Regions from separate parts of the Homo sapiens genome. Here all the other regions are linked to region 4. Evidence: chromatin contacts called from ENCODE Hi-C or POLR2A ChIA-PET data. All regions are on one chromosome and are shown on one strand. Each heading gives the region's core, a stretch centred on a gene start or an enhancer-like site at or near the end of the contact. The rest is flanking DNA. Distances are from core to core; before and after follow the strand shown.

What was found. Hi-C counts contacts between places; a loop is a spot of excess contacts on that map. ChIA-PET counts read pairs that join two places held with the same protein, here RNA polymerase II (POLR2A). Pooled maps may share reads with other maps.
Region 1: a map of heart right ventricle shows a loop between it and region 4 (4-fold over the local background). The contact joins the enhancer-like site here to the promoter of NFIB in region 4. A Hi-C loop is called at or near these places in 9 of 168 maps with a recorded cell type or tissue (Right ventricle myocardium inferior, aorta, ascending aorta and 4 more) and 11 of 50 pooled maps. POLR2A ChIA-PET finds 5 or more read pairs at or near these places in 1 of 52 experiments (MCF 10A).
Region 2: a loop to region 4 is called in a map of mammary epithelial cell, with 2.6 times the contacts of the local background. The contact joins the enhancer-like site here to the promoter of NFIB in region 4. A Hi-C loop is called at or near these places in 4 of 168 maps with a recorded cell type or tissue (IMR-90, MCF 10A, chondrocyte and 1 more) and 2 of 50 pooled maps. POLR2A ChIA-PET finds 5 or more read pairs at or near these places in 1 of 52 experiments (activated T-cell).
Region 3: a map of heart left ventricle shows a loop between it and region 4 (4-fold over the local background). The contact joins the enhancer-like site here to the promoter of NFIB in region 4. A Hi-C loop is called at or near these places in 37 of 168 maps with a recorded cell type or tissue (A673, IMR-90, PC-3 and 20 more) and 25 of 50 pooled maps. POLR2A ChIA-PET finds 5 or more read pairs at or near these places in 2 of 52 experiments (A673 and OCI-LY7).

Annotation. Positions count from the first base shown.
Region 1 is chr9:13,898,130-13,903,089 of GRCh38, forward strand. The region is part of intron 6 of LOC101929507 (a long non-coding RNA gene); the gene reads right to left. Among named protein-coding and RNA genes, the nearest start is that of LINC00583, 27 kb to the right of the region's middle. Within about 2 kb of position 2,467, at least 5 of the 41 ENCODE cell types and tissues checked have a DNase peak (open chromatin) inside an H3K27ac peak, as active enhancers do; they include heart right ventricle, where a contact is called at or near this core.
Region 2 is chr9:13,936,002-13,940,908 of GRCh38, forward strand. The region is part of intron 1 of LINC00583 (long intergenic non-protein coding RNA 583); the gene reads left to right. It overlaps LOC101929507 (a long non-coding RNA gene), which reads right to left. Exons shown (of 8, transcript XR_001746621.2): 5 at 4,402-4,507; 6 at 3,660-3,936. Among named protein-coding and RNA genes, the nearest start is that of LINC00583, 10 kb to the left of the region's middle. RefSeq lists an enhancer at 3,547-4,363. Within about 2 kb of position 3,275, at least 2 of the 41 ENCODE cell types and tissues checked have a DNase peak (open chromatin) inside an H3K27ac peak, as active enhancers do.
Region 3 is chr9:14,025,872-14,031,255 of GRCh38, forward strand. No RefSeq gene overlaps it. Among named protein-coding and RNA genes, the nearest start is that of LINC00583, 100 kb to the left of the region's middle. Within about 2 kb of position 1,465, at least 13 of the 41 ENCODE cell types and tissues checked have a DNase peak (open chromatin) inside an H3K27ac peak, as active enhancers do; they include ascending aorta, endothelial cell of umbilical vein, gastrocnemius medialis and 6 more, where a contact is called at or near this core.
Region 4 is chr9:14,311,697-14,316,615 of GRCh38, forward strand. It overlaps NFIB (nuclear factor I B), which reads right to left and starts at 2,445. Exons shown (of 11, transcript NM_001190737.2): 1 at 1,786-2,445. The coding sequence starts at 1,815. RefSeq lists a silencer at 1,854-2,148.

The DNA.
Region 1 (4,960 bases), core at 1,217-3,716, 410 kb before region 4:
AGACAGTTTTCTCAAGAGTTGATGATTTCCCATATAATCCTGCATTCGAAAAAAATAATAGGACCAAAGAGGGCAGTAATTGAGACAAAGAATTAAATCACTTATCTGAAGATTTCTGGAATCAAAGAGGGAAATATTTTTGGACTAGGGCCTTTCTCTTACTCTTAAAATCCTCTCAAATAGCGGCCCCTCCATAAAATTGGTCATGATTAGATGCTTCTAGGAGTAGAGAAGAGAAGAGAAAAACGAATTTGTTCTCCTCTTCTACAACACAACCAAAACTTACCTCTGTGTTATTATTTCATAATATGCTCCCAATCAGTTTTTCCCAACTCTGTCATAATTCCCCTTTCATGCCTATAACTCAACTCAACTTATTATAATAAGAGAGGAATCTTTATATATATATATATACTCAAATTTAAAAATGCTTTTAGATATAGGCTTAGCTGCTTACTTACAAAAAAGAGTAGGAAGCATGAAGTAGCAGCATACAAAATCAAAGAGGTGGTCAACTGGGAAACACACACCAAAATAGAAGAAATATAGCAAAGCCAGCCGCTCCAGCATTTCAGCAAGACCCCACTCCCTGTATCCTGGGTTATAACTCTTCCTGAGTATTGCTGGCCTTTCTTATAAGGGTGATTGGAACAAGGAACCTAGCTGTATTCATCTTCTTACCTCTACAGCAGCATTTAAGTTCCAAGACTAGAAACTTAATATTTGATGAATGAATGAACAAAGGAGTGAATAGAATGGCAAATAACATGAAAGAAGATAGCAGGAGAGTTAGAACAGGAGAGGACAAGACGACGACAAAAGTTTCCGTTGTTTCCACCAAGAGCAACACAACTTTGCCTGAGAGCCTGAGCAAGTTTTCTTCACACCTGGCCATCATACAGTGTTTTTACAGACAAAAGATCAGCACTGCTTCCCTCTGTTTTCTTCCCCTGCTTCCCTCCCTTTCTTTTCAAACTAGGAAAGTTTGTATAAGTATGTTACTGCACAGACCACTGGGCAAATGGCCAACTGTCCTCTGGGGAAAAGCCAAACCTGATTCTCATTTTAAAGCGATACTGACTTTTATGGCCCGAGATTACTGTAATCAGAGAATATACATTGAGCTTGAACTCTCTCAGACATGTCCAAATCTTTACACTATAGAAGGTAGATCTTTCCAGTCTGAAATTTTTAAGTCAATATAATCATATGAACCCTGTTGTCAATATATGAAAAATAAAGAGATGTTCACCACGGGACCTTCATCTGCAAAGTCTTCTCTGACTTCCCTCAACTAGATTATAATCCTTCCTTCTTCTTAAGTCCAGTAGCACTTTAACTACATTCTCTTATAGCTTGCCACTTTCTACTTGGTGTTGTTATGCGGATGCATGTCTAATCAACTCAACTAGAGTCATGCTACTTGAGGGCAATAGCCCCTGCAAAAGCTTGAGAGTGCTTTATTCTTGTCTATAGAAGGCCCTCATAATTTTTGTTTATTTATATATAAGTAAATCTATTCTGATTGTAGTTCAGTTAAACCATTGATCAAAAGAACCCCTACCAATATCTTATATCCTAACATGTTTTGAGTTAACCATAATAGTTAACTCTCCTCGAGGGCTCATTTTATGCCCAGTGATACACTAAGTGCTTCTTTATTTCCATTTTTCCATGTTAACCCTCACTGGAACTCTCTTAGGTAGTCTTATCCCCTTTACAATTGAGGCAGCTGAAGTTTAAAGAATGAATTAACTTGCCCAAGCTCACCCTACTAGGGAATTGGCAAAACTGGGATTGAACCCAGGACGTTTGTTTCCAAATTCCACATTCACGGCTATTGTATAATCCTACTTCCTCGTCAGCTGAGTAAGGCCTTCCGGTCCTTATTCCAAAAATCATTTCTTAGAAGAAAACTAGGCTCAACAGGCAGCCAGATGCAGCTGTCAGAAAAAGCAAGATACTTCCTCACAAAAAGAAACACATTCTTCCAGGGCTTTAAATGCTGCCTCGCACCAGAAGTCCCAGTACCCTTGAAGGGAGGGTGACAGTAAGTCAGGCTTAAACCCAGGGTGACCTGGAAGCCCAGATAAACTGCAAGCTCCTGTGATACCCGAAAGGCTATTGTGTTGGCAATTTATCATCTAGGAAGCCGAGTTTTTGTTTTTGCACAGGAAATGCACTTCAAAGCTCCTGCTCTAACTGAAATACATCTTTCATAACTTAATTTACCCAGATTTATTTTTCATGAGCCATGTACTTTTTTTCAGAGAGATTTTTTTTTAACATTTCCTTATATGTAATTTTCTTAAATATTCAAGGCCTTGAGCTATTGTGTAGAAAAAAATTATGCTTAAGAGAGGTTAGAGTCTACATTTAGGCTCACAGTTAACATCGAAACACAACAGGTATGAATTATTACCCAATCTTTCAGGCTCTAACGTGTCTTCTTGCTTAATTGGAGCAATAAGTCCTAGGATTCACTGGGGATTTTTTCCTGATTGACGTCACCCGTCATTCTTGAAGCAAGATACTTACAAAGAGATCCTCAAAACAATGGAATATTTATTCATGTGCACTAACATATCCCCAGGTGTCAGGAAATCTGCAGCCCTGGGAATGAATCTTCTTTGTCCCAAAAAATGCCCTGTGGGCTGTGTTACTTTCTTGCTTTTTATTCAAAGCTTCGAATGAATGAAATGTTGGTGAAATTTTGAGGAGGTTCAGATTTGTTTTGGTACAGTGGGATGTGGCTTTTTTTTTTTTCTTTTTGCCTTTGCTCTCTCTTCCAGGGAATACCTGAGACTCTCTGGCCTTATCAGTGTCAAAAATTACTTTCTTAAAAAATCTTTTTTGGACTCAAGCCAGAGTTGCCTTTTAAGCATTTGAGGGGTGAGAGGTTTTGTTCCCTGTTAAAGGCCTTTTGAGCACTGCTGAGCACGTGGAGTAAGACTTTGGGGTTTGGGATTCCTTGGTAGAATCTCCAAAAGAACATTACCCAGGAAGCAACACAGTCACCCTGGGCATGAGACAAGAACAGGAACAGCACAGACATCATCAAAAAAAATTCTTTTTGCATAATAAATTGAATAATAAGATAATTTTGAATATTTACTATGTGTCAGTCACTGTTCCAGGGCCTTAGTTGTGTTACCATGTTCAATCCCAGTAATAACGCTCTGAGAGGAGGACTCTTCTTACTCTCATTTTACAGATGATTTAAGTAATCACCCAAGGTTACACAAGTAGCAACTGCTGGAGCGAGGATTACAAAACAAAAGTAGAGGAGATGCCATGTTAGAAGTATTATCTGTTTGATCCCTTTCATTCACTGTTAAATTGACTCACGGAAGGAGGAAGGAAATACATGAAGTGTAACATGAAGCTTTCTCAGTTACTTATCCACCATTTTGTCTTCTCTTTAAAATGTAAAAATAGACTCTCTTGCCTGCTCCCTCACCAAGCCCCACTTAAGTCTAGAATGTCTTGGGTAAGTTTTATTGAGGTGATTTACATTTTGTTTTTAGGAAGACCAGAAATTGTCCACTGCCAAGACATAATGAGAGGTTGTATTTGCCTAGAATCTTCCTTGATGAGGTGCAAAGGTAATTGTCAGATAGCACTAACTGGCTCTTTGATATCAGTTTAGGAAGTGCTGCACAATGTTGTTCCATTCCTTTTGCTGTGGAGGATGATGAAAAGTTGAGATCTAGAAGGGTACTTTTTGGAAGATTGGCCAACTACTTGCTCACTTTTTTCAAAAACAAATAATCCATTAGCAAGCACAGTAGTCCCCCTTATCCACGATTTCAACTACCTGTGTTCAACTGCAGTCCAAAAATAGGTGAGTACAGCGCAATATTTTCAGAGAGACCATATTCATATAACCTTTATTAAAGTATATTGTTATATTTATTATTATTGTTGTGAATCTCTTACTGTGCCTAATGTGTAAATTAAACTTCATCATAGGTATGTATATAGGAAAAACACATAGTATATAGTCAGGTATTATGTACAATTTCAGACGTCTACTGGGGGTCTTGGAACACATCCCCTGCTGATAAGGGGGTACTACTGTATACTTGGAATCCTTGTAAGTCCAAAGTCCAGTGCTAGGCTTTAGGAGGGAAAGAGGAAAAAAATCGAAAAAGACAGAAAGGAAGAAAGGAGGGCAGGGGGAGAGAAGGAGAGGAGAGGAGGAGAGAAAGAGAAAGAGAGAAAGAAAGAGTAAGAGAGAGAGAAAGACATAGAGAAAGAGAGAAAGAGGGAGAGAGAGAAAGAGAGGGAGAGAGAAAAAGAGAGAAGAGAGAAAAAGAGAAAGAAAGAGTAAGAGAGAGAAAGACATAGAGAAAGAGAGAAAGAGGGAGAGAGAGAGAGAAAAAAAGAGAAGGAGAGAAAGAGAGAGAGAGAGAAAGAGAGAAAAAGAAAAATAGACAAAGAGAGAGAGAAAGAAAAGAAGGAAAGGAAAGGAAAAAGAAAAAGGAAAAAGGGAAATGGAAAAGGAAAAGGGCAGAGTGGAGAGAAGGGAGCAGAGAAAAGAAAAACTCTTTAGAAACATCCACAAGAATCTGAAATACCTTTTCAGCTCATTACTGCTCCCCCCTCATTGAAAGTAATTCCAAAGAAATCCTTCATTAGGCCTATAAATTCCCTTGTGATTGGATACATTTTGCATATTTGTTTGGCCTGTTATCAATGAATATAGATAGAAAACAGAAGACAACAGATGCAGTCAGCATTTAATCTTTAAAAATCACTTTATGTTCTCCAGAACCTTGTGCATTTGTTAAATAATCCCAGGCTGCCTTGAAAATCCTGTTTAGTAAACTTTTATAAAGTCTTTCAATATGTTTCTTAGTCATCTTGTTAACATACAATGGCTCTTGCCTTTGGTGGGCATTTTCAGAATTGACCCAAATTGTATCTCAGGGAATTCATCTGAGGAGTAAAGGACAAG
Region 2 (4,907 bases), core at 2,025-4,524, 370 kb before region 4:
GAAGCCTGTGAGAATAAGTGGGTCTGTGTTTACAAATTGAAGGAAAAATAGAGAAATAAAGTCACTTTTGAATGTGTCTTGTTGTCTTGAAGAAATAAAAAGGAAAAGCACAATACAATTCAATCAGGACTCTATCAACCCCAAGTCCTCCTTACTTTACCTACTAAATGTTTCTCCAATTCATCCAGCTCTCTTTATCTTTCACTGTCAACATCCTACAAAATGGTACAATTGATTCTTTCATATTATATTCTAAATGCTTCCTAACTCATGTCTCCACAGTTACTCTGATTTTACTTATAATCAATTTTCCACATGCCTGTTGGAGAGATACATTAAAAATTCAAACCCGCTCATGTCATTCCCTTGATTAAAACCTTTTCTGTACACCTCAAATTTCTTAAAGGCCAAGACTCTCCAGAAAGCACAGCATGACCCAGGCCCTGTCTACCTCATCAGCTTCCCATACACCCTTTGCTGACCACTTGCTGAGCTCCAGCCCCCTGGACCTGGCTTGCTCTATCTCCCATTCCCTATTCCCCTTCACCTAAAACTCACCTCCTCAGGGAAACCTTCTTGACATCCCATCCCTGGTCAGGTCTTCCTAAAAGTAGCTTATACTTCTCCATCCATAGCACATATTACAATTTAGAGTAATTATAAAATTAATTATTGAATATCTATTATTCCCTGATAAAAGACCTATGAGAGCCAAGATGGTATTTTTTTGTATTCCCATTTCCACAAAACCTAGAGAAGTGCCAGGTACCTAGTAATAGTCACTACTTATTGAGTGCTTACTACATGCCAGGCACTGTTTTAAGAACTTACGTGCATTAATTAATATAACCCTCATCACAGGCCTATAGGTTAGGTGCTACTCTTATCTTCATTTTAGACACAGGGAGGAGAAGAAATTTGCCAAAGATCTTGTAGCTTTGCACAGTGGAGCTGGAACTCAAATCCAGACAGACTCATTTTATCTCTTAATTACAATTCCACATTACCACATAGTTGGCATTTAGTAAGTATTTGTTAAATCAATGTGTTTGTTTGACAAAAGATATTTTCCAAGTAGCTATGGTCAGACACTATACATGATATGGGAGAGCAAGCAGCAAGGAAATAGAGAGTCCAACCCTCATGAGGTGTGTACTTTAATTCTTAGTTGTGTTAAATGCCCTTTTATTTTTTCATCGTTGTCGATTCTTATTTTTCCAGCACAGTTCAATTGTTAATGCTGTGCAGTATTAACTGTTTCACAGATCTGTCCCAGAAATTTTGTCTTTGGAGAGTTTTGTAATTGAATGCCATATTCGTAATAGTTCTGAGCTTTTTTGAGCCTTGCACATTAAAAAAAAAGAAGGGTGGGGAGGAGACAGGAAATTATAGAGTGCTCATTGACAAAAAGAAGCATAATAGTCCATCGGACACTTCTTTTTTTAGTGCCCTAAAATTGATAAGTGATATTGAACAACACTGTGGACGAACTTGTACACCTGTTTGCAGAAGATGCAAGAACAATTTAGTTTACACTCAGCAGAAGCTCAGAAAATTAAATTCCATTATAATTTTATGATAGCATTTTTATGTCCGGAGTTCTGTCCCAGAGCACTACCCAGAGAAGTGCATGGCCACTATAAATAAGAAGACCTTTATTAGTATAGTTTGCAACATTTTTGAAAAGCTGAAAAATTATGAATCCTCTTTACCAAAAACAAGGATCTACGGGTTAAAACACAAACATACATAGCCACACCTCCAGATTCAATTTTGCATTTAATTGCAGTGAGTTGATAAACCTGAGGCCAATTTATGGACTCAAAGGACCCCAAATTAAGAATTTCTGATCTAGAAGAATACACGTTTACAACGTTAAAGTTTAATAGGCAAATGAGTCATTAAGTTGACTCAAAAACAGTGGAGTTTTTTAAATGTAGATTCTGATTTAGTAAGTCTGAGTTGGGGCCTGCGATTTGGCATTTCTGAGAAGCTCTCAGATTATGTCACTGCTGCCAGTCCATAGATCATATATTGAGTAGCAAGGCCTGAGATAATCTCTCAAATGTCAGTGATCTCAGTTCGGCTTTTGATAAGACTGGGGAGTCAAGGATTTGAAATTGAGTTTCCTGGTCAGTACCTATAATCCAAATTTTTAGAAGCATTCGTTAAGAAGTAATTCATTTGCTGTAGACATTAAGGTTGCTAGAAACACTGAAAACATGACATGATTTCTCACTCTGTCCAAATGCCTCAGCACTTGTGCACAGAAGTGGCCTTCAGGAGAATCTGCATACAAGGCTAACATTGTCTACATGAAGAATTTGGATTTGCTCAAATACTTGAGTACTTGGTAAAGGCACGAGTGTTTTCTGCCATAAGATAGGGTATTCTTTGGCAGCTGTAACCAAAGGTTTTGGTATTAATCCAAAAAAATTAATATATTAAATCATTGATAGACACCAAATCAATAAAGTAAATTGAAAACTAAAATTGCTTTAGTTGTAGGTGGTGGGACGTGGAAAGGGAAAGCCAGAGATTTCTGGAAACTCCCCAGCTATATTTGTACCTTGAGGGTGCCTCTTGAAAATCTTAAGTAAGCTCATTGGAAACATGTCTTGAAAAACACTGCAGAATGACCTGAAATGAATGGTTTGGATCTATGTTACTAACAGGTCACCTCAAGAGTGTGAGTATCCATTTCTGAAGGTTTGCCCAATATATTCACTTCAGGGATTGAAGAGTTAAAGAAATCTGGATTTGAACCATCCTTTTCACACTCAGATCTGCTACTCTAAAAGTCTATGAGTCCATTCTTTTCTAACTTAATTAGGACCTGGAATTTAAGTGCAGTGTCAAGCATTTTGATATTTGTCCATCCTTCCCTCTCCCAGGGTGAAGAGGCTTTTTTTTTCATGGCCAGAAGTCACTGGTAATGAGTTAGATAATTATATTCTATTGTTGAGAACCTAGACCTGCTCATTCTTTTCCTCACTTTCAATTGTGTGTGTGTGTGTGTGTGTGTGTGTGTGTGTGTGTGTGTGTGTGACAATATTAACTTCACTTAACTGCTGGAAATTGCAGGGAGCAGACAACTGCAGCTGAAAGAGGTGAAACAAAGAAAAGAAGGAAAAAAAGAGGAGGGAAAAGCTTTGCTGCAGAGTTTTTTTCTTAAGGGAGGAAGAAAAAGATTTTGTATTTCATAACACAGAGCATTAAAATGATGTAGCCCCACACAATGAAAACCTTGTGTTTTATTAAAGTGAAAAGCCTTGCTCAAGGCCTCCATTACTCATTTCCGGATGGAATGGCAAAACTTCAAGTTTGAAAAGACTCAAGTAGCTACAATCAAACTTTCCCTGGTAGCAGCTGATAACACAGCACTTTCCAGAAATCCATTTTGTAGATTCTGCAGATCAGCTATTTTCAGGACTCTCAGAGGCTGAACTCTGCACAAAAGGGGTAGCAGCACAGAAAGCCTGGAGATACTTAGTGCTGTAAGAATGTTTTCCACTACTTTAGGGTGGAAACTGATGGGAAATTCAATGGGTGGGTAAAAAGGTCACTACCATAATGCGAAGACCAATGTTTCAGTATCTCCATCCCACAACTCAAAAGGACCAAGGCAAAAGTACCCAAAACCCTGTTACCCCACTCACCTTCCCCTTCAACCAGAAGGACGGGGTTCAGAGACTCAGGGGTAGACGTCAGGTAGCAAACAGCAAATCTCCTGCCAGTTCCTCATTTATGCTGGAGAACAGGCACCTGGTCTTCATTAACATTGCTGCGGTAGTTAATGCGTTGCAGGTGTGAAAGTGTGTGGCTGAAATCTGACAAAACACCTGTCTTTTGTGGCACCATTAGATCTGCCTAGTGTGGGACACGACCCCCTCGGGTGTGCTTTCTCCTGCCTTGAAAGCCACAGTAAGCATTGTCCTGTAATTACAAAATCAGAGTCATCATTGCTGGGAAGAATTCCTTAACAAATTATACCTAATTAGTCTGAAATTACCTTTAATTCATGGTGAAACCATAGGCTTAACTGTGTTCTATAACACCTTCCTTTTTATCTTTATGCAAATATGATTATACACTATCAAACTGGCACCACCAGGCATAAAAAACAGCTGCAGCTAGTTCTTTGGTTACTAAATGGGAACTGGACGCATGCCATTGATTATGTTTTCTGAAATGCTGCATCAAAAAAAATAATAATAATATCAGCCAGTTCCTTCTCTGTGAATTCTAGTTTTCTTCCCCACCCACAGAATCCTACTTGAAAGCTGTGAGATTGATCTCCCTTGCCCAACCCCCTACCTCCTCACCACATTTTCTGCAGAGACGTGTGTACATCTTGCTGCCGCCCAATCTTTTAGAATGTCATTAAGTGTCAAAACATACCTCATTTTATTTCTGATCACAGCTTCTTATGATATGGCTTATTTGGCTCTCATTCTCATCTCAAATCTTCACAAAACTTTTGATTCAATGCAATTTGATTCATGTACTGTGGATTAAAAAGTTACTCATGTAGCAGGCATTGATCTACGAGATTTACATATACTCTGTTATCTAATCCTGGCTGCAGTCCTATCCACTATGTACTACTATTATTATCCCCTTTTTGCAGATAAGGAAACCAAGGCATAGAGATGTTATATATCTTACATGAGGTCAGGAAGCTAGAAGAGACAGAGCCAACAATCTTGCTCAAGCCATCTGTTTCTAGCATGCTCTTATCCCTTCTAATAGGCATTCCCAATGATGTCCAAGGTCTTTCTAATTGACACTGATTACTTTCAATTCTCCTATCACACTTCTGAGCACAACATTGTAGGAAAATTTTTCCAGTTAGTTGGCATATAAAGGTGAAAAGTTTCATTGTCATCAGAGAAAGAAATCATAGC
Region 3 (5,384 bases), core at 215-2,714, 290 kb before region 4:
ACCCTAGCACAAAACTCTTAGGTGATACTTAGTAACTATAGAAGGAAGGAAGGAAAGAAGGAAGGAAGGGAGGAAGGAAGGAAGGAAGGAAGGAAGGAAGGAAGGAAGGAAGGAAGGAAGGAAGGAATTAGACAGAGATTCACTTTTCCACTGTTCCTCCAATGTCTCTGCCCACCCTTTCTTCTTATATTAATTCATAAAGTATCGTAAGGAATCAATTGGGGACTCTCAGAGATAGAGGGATAGATCTCCTTCTATCAATGTTAGGATTGAAGCCTAACACTTGCCCAAATGGGCCACAATCAAGTCACCAAAAGATAGGTCTAGATTTTATGGTGATTTCAGTTATTGTTGTTCATGATTTAGTAATAACTAGGGATATTCAGATTCCAAGTAACATGTGATAATTATAACAGAGATAGACACAAATTACTGTAAGACTACTGTGTCAGGAAGGTACTGATCCTCCTTGGGAGAGTGAGAGACAGTAAGATACACGAGCTGTTTGAAGAAGTTGGCATTTGAACTGTACTTTGAAGGGTGCATGGTAGATTGTATTAGGGTGAATGAAGAGAAAGTCATTGTAGCAGAGAAGACAACATGATAAAGACCCAGAGATATGGAAATACCTGATGATTCAGACAATGGTGAAAGGTTTGGGAAGACAGGAATGGAAGATATAAATTGGAAGTTGTAGGAGACTGAGCTAGGGTGATAAGTTCTCTTCTATATATTCCCCACCAGGACTGAAGCAGAGAAAGAAGAGGGTAGGATTTAGACAAGTTTAGAGAGGAAATGTAATAGAGGAAAATGCATGGGTTTTGAGGGTCCAAAGGACTGGAACTCAAATACTAGTTGTGCCATGGTCTAAGTTTGTCACATTGGATAATTTTATTTAGCTTCTCTGAGCCTCAGTTTCATCTGAAAGAATTCATATAATACCTGCCTCAAATACCTGCAACAGGACCAAAAGCAAACACATATGCAAAATCCTGGCATATAGCTGGATTTCTTTTAAATGTTCATTTTCTTTTACGTGTGAGTTTCATTTCACTTCTTTTCACCCTTCCAGATCTCTCCTCACTTCTGCTCACTTCATCAAGCCCCATTCCACAAGGTGACCAGTGTTGGCTTTAGCTTTGGATGGCTCCTTTTGGCTCACTGCTTGATTCAAGCATCATCCCAGATCTCTGCATAGCTGTATCTTCCTATCCCTCAAGTTGAAGCATTATCGAAAGGTTTTGGTTGGTTATTTGTAATTGCTGGGTGGAATTCCAAGGTTCCTCTCACCTCCTGCCCAGCCCACATCCTCCCTAACCCCCACCACCCCAGTAGATGGGAAAAAGAAGGTGTGAGGCTCCCTGGGAGCTTGGCTATTGTTTGAGGGAACTGGAAGCCACCGTGCTCAGAGTGTCCATCCTCCCTCCTCCCAGCACATGCTGCTTCCTGTCAATCATCCTGGAACACCGAGTGCTGGGCCAGACAATTTTGTCCACAGGATGTTTGTTTGAAGGCGCTGCCTTGCCAAGTCTCAAAGCTCAAGACTTCCGCTGACAATCCAAACACCAAAATGAGAAAAGGGGAAAAACCTCTGGGCAGTTCTTTTAATCCCTAATAAGGCCTATTTATATTCAAAAATAGCAACAGGTTATCTGAACTTGCAGAGGCTGAAGAGGCTAGGAAGCTTGATCTTTAAAATCCTGAGCTCCAGGGAAGTTGAAATACAGGTTTCTAAGAGTGGACACTAAAAGCATGTCCTCAAAGCACCTTTAGCTTATTCCACAGTCAGCTTTCATAAATGATCAACTCCTGTTTTTATGGGCACACCTGACTGCACTGTCCAGAGGGTAAATGCCTTGCTACTAAGCCACAAAGCAAAAGAATTTGCAAGACATATATGGATATAAATTTAAGGTGCTCAACCCAAGCTACAGGATAAATCTAACTGTCTGGGGTCACTGTGTAAATTTCTGCTATCATTTCAGGGTTTGCACACAATCTGAGAAATGTTGGGGTCTCTCACTAATGATTAACCTAAAGCAAGAAAGTTTGGAAAATGACCTTAAAACATGTTATATTTTATTCAGGGAATAGGTAAAAGATTTTTCCTGGATGTAAATAATTAAAAGATTCCCAGTTGACTTTTGGAGACTCAGTAGTTGAGAGCCCTTGACATGTCTATTTCTACAGCCTCTGTAATTACCAAACAGGAATCTTGAGCCTCTGTGTATTTATCAACCATTATTTATAATCTCTATGTCTCCAGGCAAATGACTTAATCTCTCTGAGGTTACTTTTGTCTGTGAAAATGCATCGTTATCCAAACTCTATTGGATTGTAATAATGCTTAAGCGAGATCAAGTGTGAAATGTGCATGGCATGCAAGAGGTGCTCAATAAATGGTAACTTAGAAAATAGAAAACCAGGGAGAATTTGAGAGGCATTCCTAGGACTGACTTTAAAGTGACTTCAACTACCACTTTCACCTTCTCAACAAAGTATTAGGGACACATTAGCAGTAACCCTGATATGTGAAAGCAAGCCACAAAAGCCTCTAGTAGAAGCAGTTTTGAGATAAACATGATCCAAATATGCCTTATTGAGAGCATCCTAATCTCAACAGTCAGTGGTCAAATAAATGACAAGTTTGTGAGCAGAATCAGGAATAAAAAAGCAGTACACTCCAGTATATTCCTGAAACATTAACACACACCTGTCAGGAAATGATACCAAGAAGCAGGACTTTCACAGTCCTTGCGGATGACCTTGCAGAGGACCCCAAGTTACACTGATGTTTAAGTTTAAGGTACCCCAAGTTTTGGAACCATCTGTTCAAGTTCTGGCCAGATTTCCATGCAGTATGCAAATGTCCTAAGAGAAAAATTATTTCCCAGGTTACTACAAAGAGATGTATATTCTGAAATTTTTCCAAAGAAATTTCTGTTATACAGAATATGGGTTTGGGGAAAGGTTATTAAACCAAGCCACTAAACTTCAGCATTAATGGACTACATACAAGGGGAAAAATACATTGTTTTAATAATTAGGAACATATTGATATTAATTTTATTATTTTATATGTGTTGAAATGGCAAAGATGTAAAAAAAACTACCAACTACTAGAATATTGAAGAATTTGAGGATGAAATTCACATACACTCCACATATAGTGGTGGTAGTAACATATAGCAGAGACTTTATAAACCAATACAAAAGTATGTAGCAAGGTTATTAAAACAGATTCATAATTTCTGACCTAGTAATGCCAGTTTTGGAATATCTATCCAAATGAAGTAATAAGGAATATAGTCAAATATACATATTCACAGTTATCACATTATTTATAACAATATTTCCATTAAAAATAGAAATACCCTAAATATCTTATAAGAAAACAGGCACATGGTACTATTATTATAAATTATGGAGCCATTACAAACCATGTTTTCAGCCGGGCGTGGTGGCTCACGCCTGTAATCCCAACACTTTGGGAGGCCGAGGAGGGTGGATCACGAGGTCAGGAGTTCAAGACCAGCCTGGCCAACATAGTGAAATCCCATCTCTACTAAAAGTACAAAAATTAGCTGGGCGCGGTGGCAGGTGCCTGTAATCCCAGCTACACGGGAGGCTGAGGCAGAAGAATTGCTTGAACCCGGGAGGTGGAGGCTGCAGTGATCCCAGATTGCACAACTGTACTCCAGCCTGGGCGACAGAGCAAGACTCTATCTCATTAAAAAAAAAAAAAATGTGGTGACACTGAACAAAATAAGGATATAAAACAATTTGGAAAACCAAACGGGGTTATTGTACATTGTCTTCCATGTACTCTCCTGCACTTACCAAATTTTCTTCAGTGAACATAGACTTATTTTATATTTAGAAAAAAGCAATAAACATTTACACCAAAAAAAACCTCTCAGCATTCACAGACAATCAAAACAACCTGTAGAAATGCCACTAACAGTATCTTTGAAAGCCAAACCATCACACTATTCTTTGTATTGCAGTTACCCAGAATGCCACAGAGATTTTCATATGAAGGAGACTGGTTGCTTTCTTTTTTTTTTCTTTTCCTTTTCAGGTCCATATTGCTTGATCTGAGCATACTGCAAAGTGTCCTAAAAGCCATATGGGAGATAGACTTCTTCGCAGCTGCAAAGGAAACATTTGCAGAACAGAAAACACCAGAAATCACAATACATTCTTAGTCATAGTAAAATGGAACGCACGCGAAATATTGAAAACATGGAGTGGAGATTTCATTTTTAAATATTTTAATTACCAGAACAGAGCTGTTTGATTCTATTTCAGAGCTCGGTAGATGAGCAGCAGCGGGGGGGGGGGGGTGGCGGCGGCGGGGCCAGGGAGGGGAAATGGAGGAAAAAGAACAACAGCCACTCGGAGTGAAAACAATCATCAGTTAACAAATGGCAAAGAGAAATTAAGTCTTTCTAGCTGAACCGTGTTTTGTTTCTTACAGAAGTTTTACTGCTGTAAAATGTGGCACGTTTTGTACTGTATGTTCTCTCGGAAAAGCCAAACAGAAACCAGTCATCATGGTTTCCAGAGAGCAAGGCCTCCCCTTTCTCATGTTTCAACTACGCAGTCTCCACTTGGGCTGGGGACCGTATCATATATCATAAATCACTCTCTGATAGATATTTGGCAAGCAGTCAGCACCCCAGGCTATGCAACAAACTATAGTATGGAAAATTTTTAAGGTGGAATCTTGATTTTGTAACTTAAGGACTTAACAGCATCTCAAAACATTTTACTACTTCCTGGTACACACACACAAAAAGCCAAGAAAGCAGAATTCTCCATATGGTTTTCGGTTTTATAGGATATATACACAATAAGCCATACAACTGTAAACCTGGAGGCGTTCTCTTGCTGTTGTTACTTCAACTCCAGTGAAAATGAAAACAAAATTAGAGAGTTTTATCTCAACCTAGCCCATGAAAGAGTCAAGTCACCAGGAACTTCTAGAATCTGCTTTTTAACTATCCATCCCCCTACAGTTAACTGTTCCACACCTTCTTAGAAACTAGAGGAGGCAGCAGGACTAGGGGGTTGGGGACAGATTTTATTGTAAGATAATAACATGCTGTCAAAAGTACTGTCAGGGATTTCAACAGGAAGGCTTATACGTTGACAAGAGTCATAGAAACCCCAGTAGAGTCTTCCTCCTGATTTCAGGCCCAAATCCGAGTGTTTGAGAGTCCCTGAGCATGCACTCCCACCTTCTCAGATGTTGCAAACTCTTACTCACATGTTCTTCTTCAGGAGCCTCTTTCAACAAATCATGCTTTTCTTTTTTGAAACTGCAAACTGCATTTAACCCCCAAGTCACATCATCCCAGCCGACACTAGGGGCTGTTGGA
Region 4 (4,919 bases), core at 1,195-3,694:
TGGAGGATACTAAAAATGCAATGTAATTGCTAGCAATGTTTCTGAAAAGCTGATGTTAGAAATATAGAGAAATGCACAATTATTCAATCTTTTACAGGTGAGAATAAGTGATGCTATACTCTGTAAGTGAAAATCTTGCTTTGATTTGTTTTATTTGATCACGGTGTAAAAATAATATCAAGTTAACACAGCTTATCAGAAAGAGAAAAATATATCCAGCCGATGGGTAATATTAATGGTAACTTTTACAAGTAAAGGCAATTCGTTATACCTGAAACAGTTTCATCATATTTATTGGCTATTATCATTCATGGCTTTTAAAATACAAATAGCTCAGCAACTCATTTTTCCAGTTTTGTTAAATTAAAGTGCGTGTTTACTTGCTGAAAATAGCCATATCTAAGTTAATCATACTCAGATGCCAAACAAAATATAAACAATAAAAAATGTGTCAGCCAAAAAGCTACAGGACTGTATCCAATCACTGAATAAGCCTTATCATTGTTTTCATCTTCATTCACAATTTATGAATGCCTCAGTCCTTTTGAATCACAATGGCTTCTAATTGTCATACAATTGAAATCTTAATTATTTGTCCATTATAAAAATGCATCATCGTGATATTAGATGTTTTTAAAATTTTAACACGCCCAAGACTGGCTGACACTTCTTTATATGACTAGTTTTCATGGCAATGTCAAAGAAAATAGTTATCAATTACCAATGGTGACACATCTTCCGAAAAGCTGAAATAAGCTGCCCCATACCTTTAGAGGTTTAAAATACTGCCTCAAATAACAGTTCTGGGCTAAGATATTTTAGTTACTTTGTCAGTTGTTAGTTCCCTGGGCAGCGATGAAAACTGCCCCCAGGTAAGTCTGTTGGGTCTCGCCGCTTTTCTATTTGACCGTCTGGCTTAAAGTGATACAAATCGTGTTTCTAAAAAGTATAAAACCAGTGTTTTATTTCATAACATTATTCCTAAGGTCTTAGGACAATTCTCAAAGTCGAAAAAAATGACCTTACTTCTACCAGCATTACTTAAAATGCCTTACGAGCTACGCCCAAATATCGTCAAATGAACAGGTTTCCACAAAAGGAACACGTTCTAAAAACTCCTTAACAATCACCAAGACCAACTAACTCGTGTCAACGTAAATACTGCCTTTGTGGTGCGGTCACTAGAAACCCCAAAGTGCAGCAGGTCACTATGGACCAGGGTTTCAGATCCCCAAATAAAGCAAAGGAATGGGTCCCCGGACCACAACCTCCGACTCGATTCGTCGCCCGCCCACCGCCTGCAGCGCAGTCCAGCGGCGCCCACACAGACTCGTGCTACAGTCCCCTCGCCCAAGTTCACTGGCTGTTTTTAAAAGCTTAGTCCCCCGTAAAGTCCTCCAAAGCCCGAGTCCACCTCAACGCGCGAGCTGCTGAGAGGGGCTACGGGCACCCCGGGCGGGGATGCCGCACCACAACGGGCACTTGAGGGGCCGCACGGGGCCTCGCACTTACAGGTCCCGGCCCTGCCCACCCCCCGGCGGCCTTGCCCGGCCCAGCGCCCGCGCTCCGTGCCCAGGGCGCGGGGCTGGGCGCTCGCAGTGGCCGTGGCGAGGGGCCGCTCCCGGCTCCCACGCCGCCCCGCGACGCCCGCTGCAACTCCGGGCCACTTCTCCAAGGGACGGGGATGTGCGGAGGTTAACTCAAGCCGCTAATTGTCCGCAACAAAACAAAACAAAGGCATTTCGGGCCAGAGAGAAAGCTCGAGAAAGCGACCGAGACATGTACCTGAGTGAGACAGATGGGAGAATACATCATGACTTCGCCTTAAAACGCACTTTCCGGGAGATGCCCAAGAAAATCTTCGAGAAGCAAGAATTTCATCTATTCATTTTACAGTCATCTGAGCCCCGCGATGCGATCAATCAGGACGGGGCTCTGCGCTGGATCACCGCAACTTCACAACAAACCCAGTCCTCCTTAAATAGCCAAAGATTCAAGTTCACTCGGCGTGCTAGATTTCCAGGGGTGAAATCCAATCTACACTTTTAACCCTCTTGCAGTCCGAGCGCGCTGGCCGTGCTTGCCGAGGCCGCCGCCGCCGCCGGTGTTGGCTGCTTTTCGCCTGGGTTTGGGGATTTGTTTTCTATTTTGCAGTTGTTGTTGTTGTTGGGGTGTAGGGGGTGCGCGAAGGTTCGGTGTGGGTTGGATTGGGGTGGTGGTTGGTGGTAAAATGCTTTTTCAAAAAAGGCGGGGAGGGGGGCGCGGGAGGGCGCAGGAGGGCGAGCGGGCGGGCGGGAGGGAGAGCGGGGAGAATGTGTCACCGCGCTGGGAAAGTTCAAGGTTACAGCCCCAAGCACTGCGGCAGGATCCCGGAGTGGTGATCGCAGGCGAAACTTTGCCGCGAGCCGACCATGTGTGTGCGCGAGGGGCAGCGTGAGCGAGTGCGCGCGGGTGGCGGGGCGCGCGCGGGAGAGGGCCGGGGTGGGGGCGGGGTGGGATGGGGGAGAAGGGAGAGGCCGGGGTGAGGGAGGGGGCGCGAGCGCTGATCTCTGGGGCGGAAGAGGCTCGCGGCGCGTGGTCCCCGGCAGCAGCAGCCGCCGCCGCCCGCGCCGGGTCTTCGGCGCCCGGCCGCCCGCCCGCCCGCCTCGCCCCGCGTCTGACCCGGCCGAGCGTGGAGGCTGCTGTTGCCGCCGCTGCCCAGAGCCCAGGGGTATCAAAACGATCTCCTGAAAAATTCCAAACGATAAATCCCGCTCTCCCGCTCGGCTCCAAACTCCTCTCTTTTCTGCTCTAGGCTCTTTTTTTTCCCTCCCTCTCTTGCTTTCTTTCGTTGCAAAACTTGGAAGTTGAAAAATTCACCGGTTCCACCCTCTGGACCCCGCTCGAGCTCTCTCCAAATCAGACTTAAGGATTGTTTTATTATTTAATTACACAATCATCGCTTTACTCCTCCTCCTGCAAACGCGCATTCCTTTTGCACCAGCCTCTCCACACCCCCCGCCCCCCCACCTTCCTCCTCCTCCTCCTTCTCCTTCTCTCCCCCCACCTCTCCCTCATTTGTTAAAGGTATCCTACCGGTGCTACAGAACCATGACTTTTTTTTTTTTTCCAAAATAGCTCTTCTTTCCGCTGCCCTCCCCACACCAGCACACACATACACACCCCCGAAAACCCGCCCTGGAAGAGGTATTTCGGTGCTCGCTGCGGACTCTTTTAAGCCGCGGGAACATCCGAGTGGGAGAAGCACCGAAACCGTCTGAGCCCGAGAAAGGAACGAGTGGAAAATTCCCTCACACCCAGGCCGCCCCCAGGCCGGGGCTGGGGCGCGGACACTCGCACCCGGGGCGGGCTCAGTCCGCGGAGCCTGCGGCTGCCGGGAAAAGGGGGAGGCCGAGCAGGCGGGGACCTGAGCGAACTTGGGCTCAAGTAGTTGGGGCGCGCCGGCGTGGACCAGGGGGGTGCGGCGCCCAGCCCCCGACGGCCCCGCCCGGAGCCCGGGTTCGCGGATAGGGAGGGGGTGCGGGTTCGTCCCGGGTCTGCCCACCAGGGGCCCGCACCCGAGGCAGTCGCGGCGCGCGGCGCTTCGCCGCGGTTTGCCGCCCTCCCCGGGGGTGCCCCGTGCACGTGGCCTCGCTCTGAGCGGGAGGACCGGGCCGAGCCGCCGCCGCCGCCTCTTGCTCCCTCCACCTCCTCCCCGCGCCCGGCTTCGCTCTCCTCCTCCTCCTCCTGCAGCCCCGCTGGCTGGCTCCCAATCCCCACCCCCCGGGGCCCGGGGCGCCGGCGGAAAGCGTCTCCCTACCCGCCCGGGTGCAGGCGGGGCGGGGCCGCGGCGCGCCCGGGGCTGCGGGGCGGGCCGGCGGGCGCGCGCGCGCCGCTGCAGCCCTCCAGAGGCTGCGGGCCCTGAGCCGCTCGGCGCCCGCGCCGGCTCCCCACCGCGGCGCTGCCCCGCCCCCACCCCGTCGCCCGTGCAGGCTCCGAGTGAATGAACTTGATTCCAGGGATTTTGAAGAAGGCGGTTCGCCTTGCACCCTTTCTGCACCCCCCGCCCACATACACACACCGCCCCCCAAATCCAGTTTTCTGCTTGGGGTGGATGGGGACGAGGGGGAAGCAAAGGCCTCCCAGACAATGGAGGGAGGAAAAGTGAGCGCCTGGGGCTCCGAGTCTACCTAGCTGGGGGATCCGGGGGGCGCTGGGGCTACCGGGTCCTCGCGGGCCCATCCCCAGGGCGGGGCCGCCCCGCTTCCACGGGTACTGCTGGGGCGTTTCGAGGCTCGCCCCCGATTCCCCGGTCCTCTTTCCACCGCTTCCCAGCTCGTGATCTGTCCCCTCAACTTTAGCCCCTCTCACTCCCTCTGGTTTCTGTCCACCGTCCCCTCTTCCCTCCCCCAGCGGACCTGGAGGAACCAGTGACTTTTTCCTTCACCAAGTGGGAGTTATCCACATCAAGCATTTCACAACGACACATCAAGAAAAGTAGGCAGGTTCAAGTCAACCATGAAATGGTCACTTTTTAACCCCGTCCTGTCCTCATTAGGGAAATGCTCAAACACAGTCCGTTTTCAAAGAGCGCTCTTAATGAGGCGAGCTTGCCAAGTTTACCAGCTGCAGCCCCCGTAAACCCAGAGCCCAAAGAAGAAAGGCGCTGGGGGGTGGGGAGTTCGGGAGGCCGGGGACGGGGGCTGCTGGGACTAGGAAGACAGGTAAAGTCGGGGAGATCGCGCGGACCCCTGCGAGTTAACCCTTTCGGCCACACGCCCTGGGAGCGGCCTCCCTGCGGTCCCCGCCCCTGCCCCGGCAAATCCTGGAGTCAGCGTTCTGACAACGTTAATTTCCTTTGTGCGGGTCATTTCTTCTTTTTGAAAAGCTGGGATAAAGTTGGCAGTCTTTATGGATGAAAGAAATGAGGTGACAGGGTT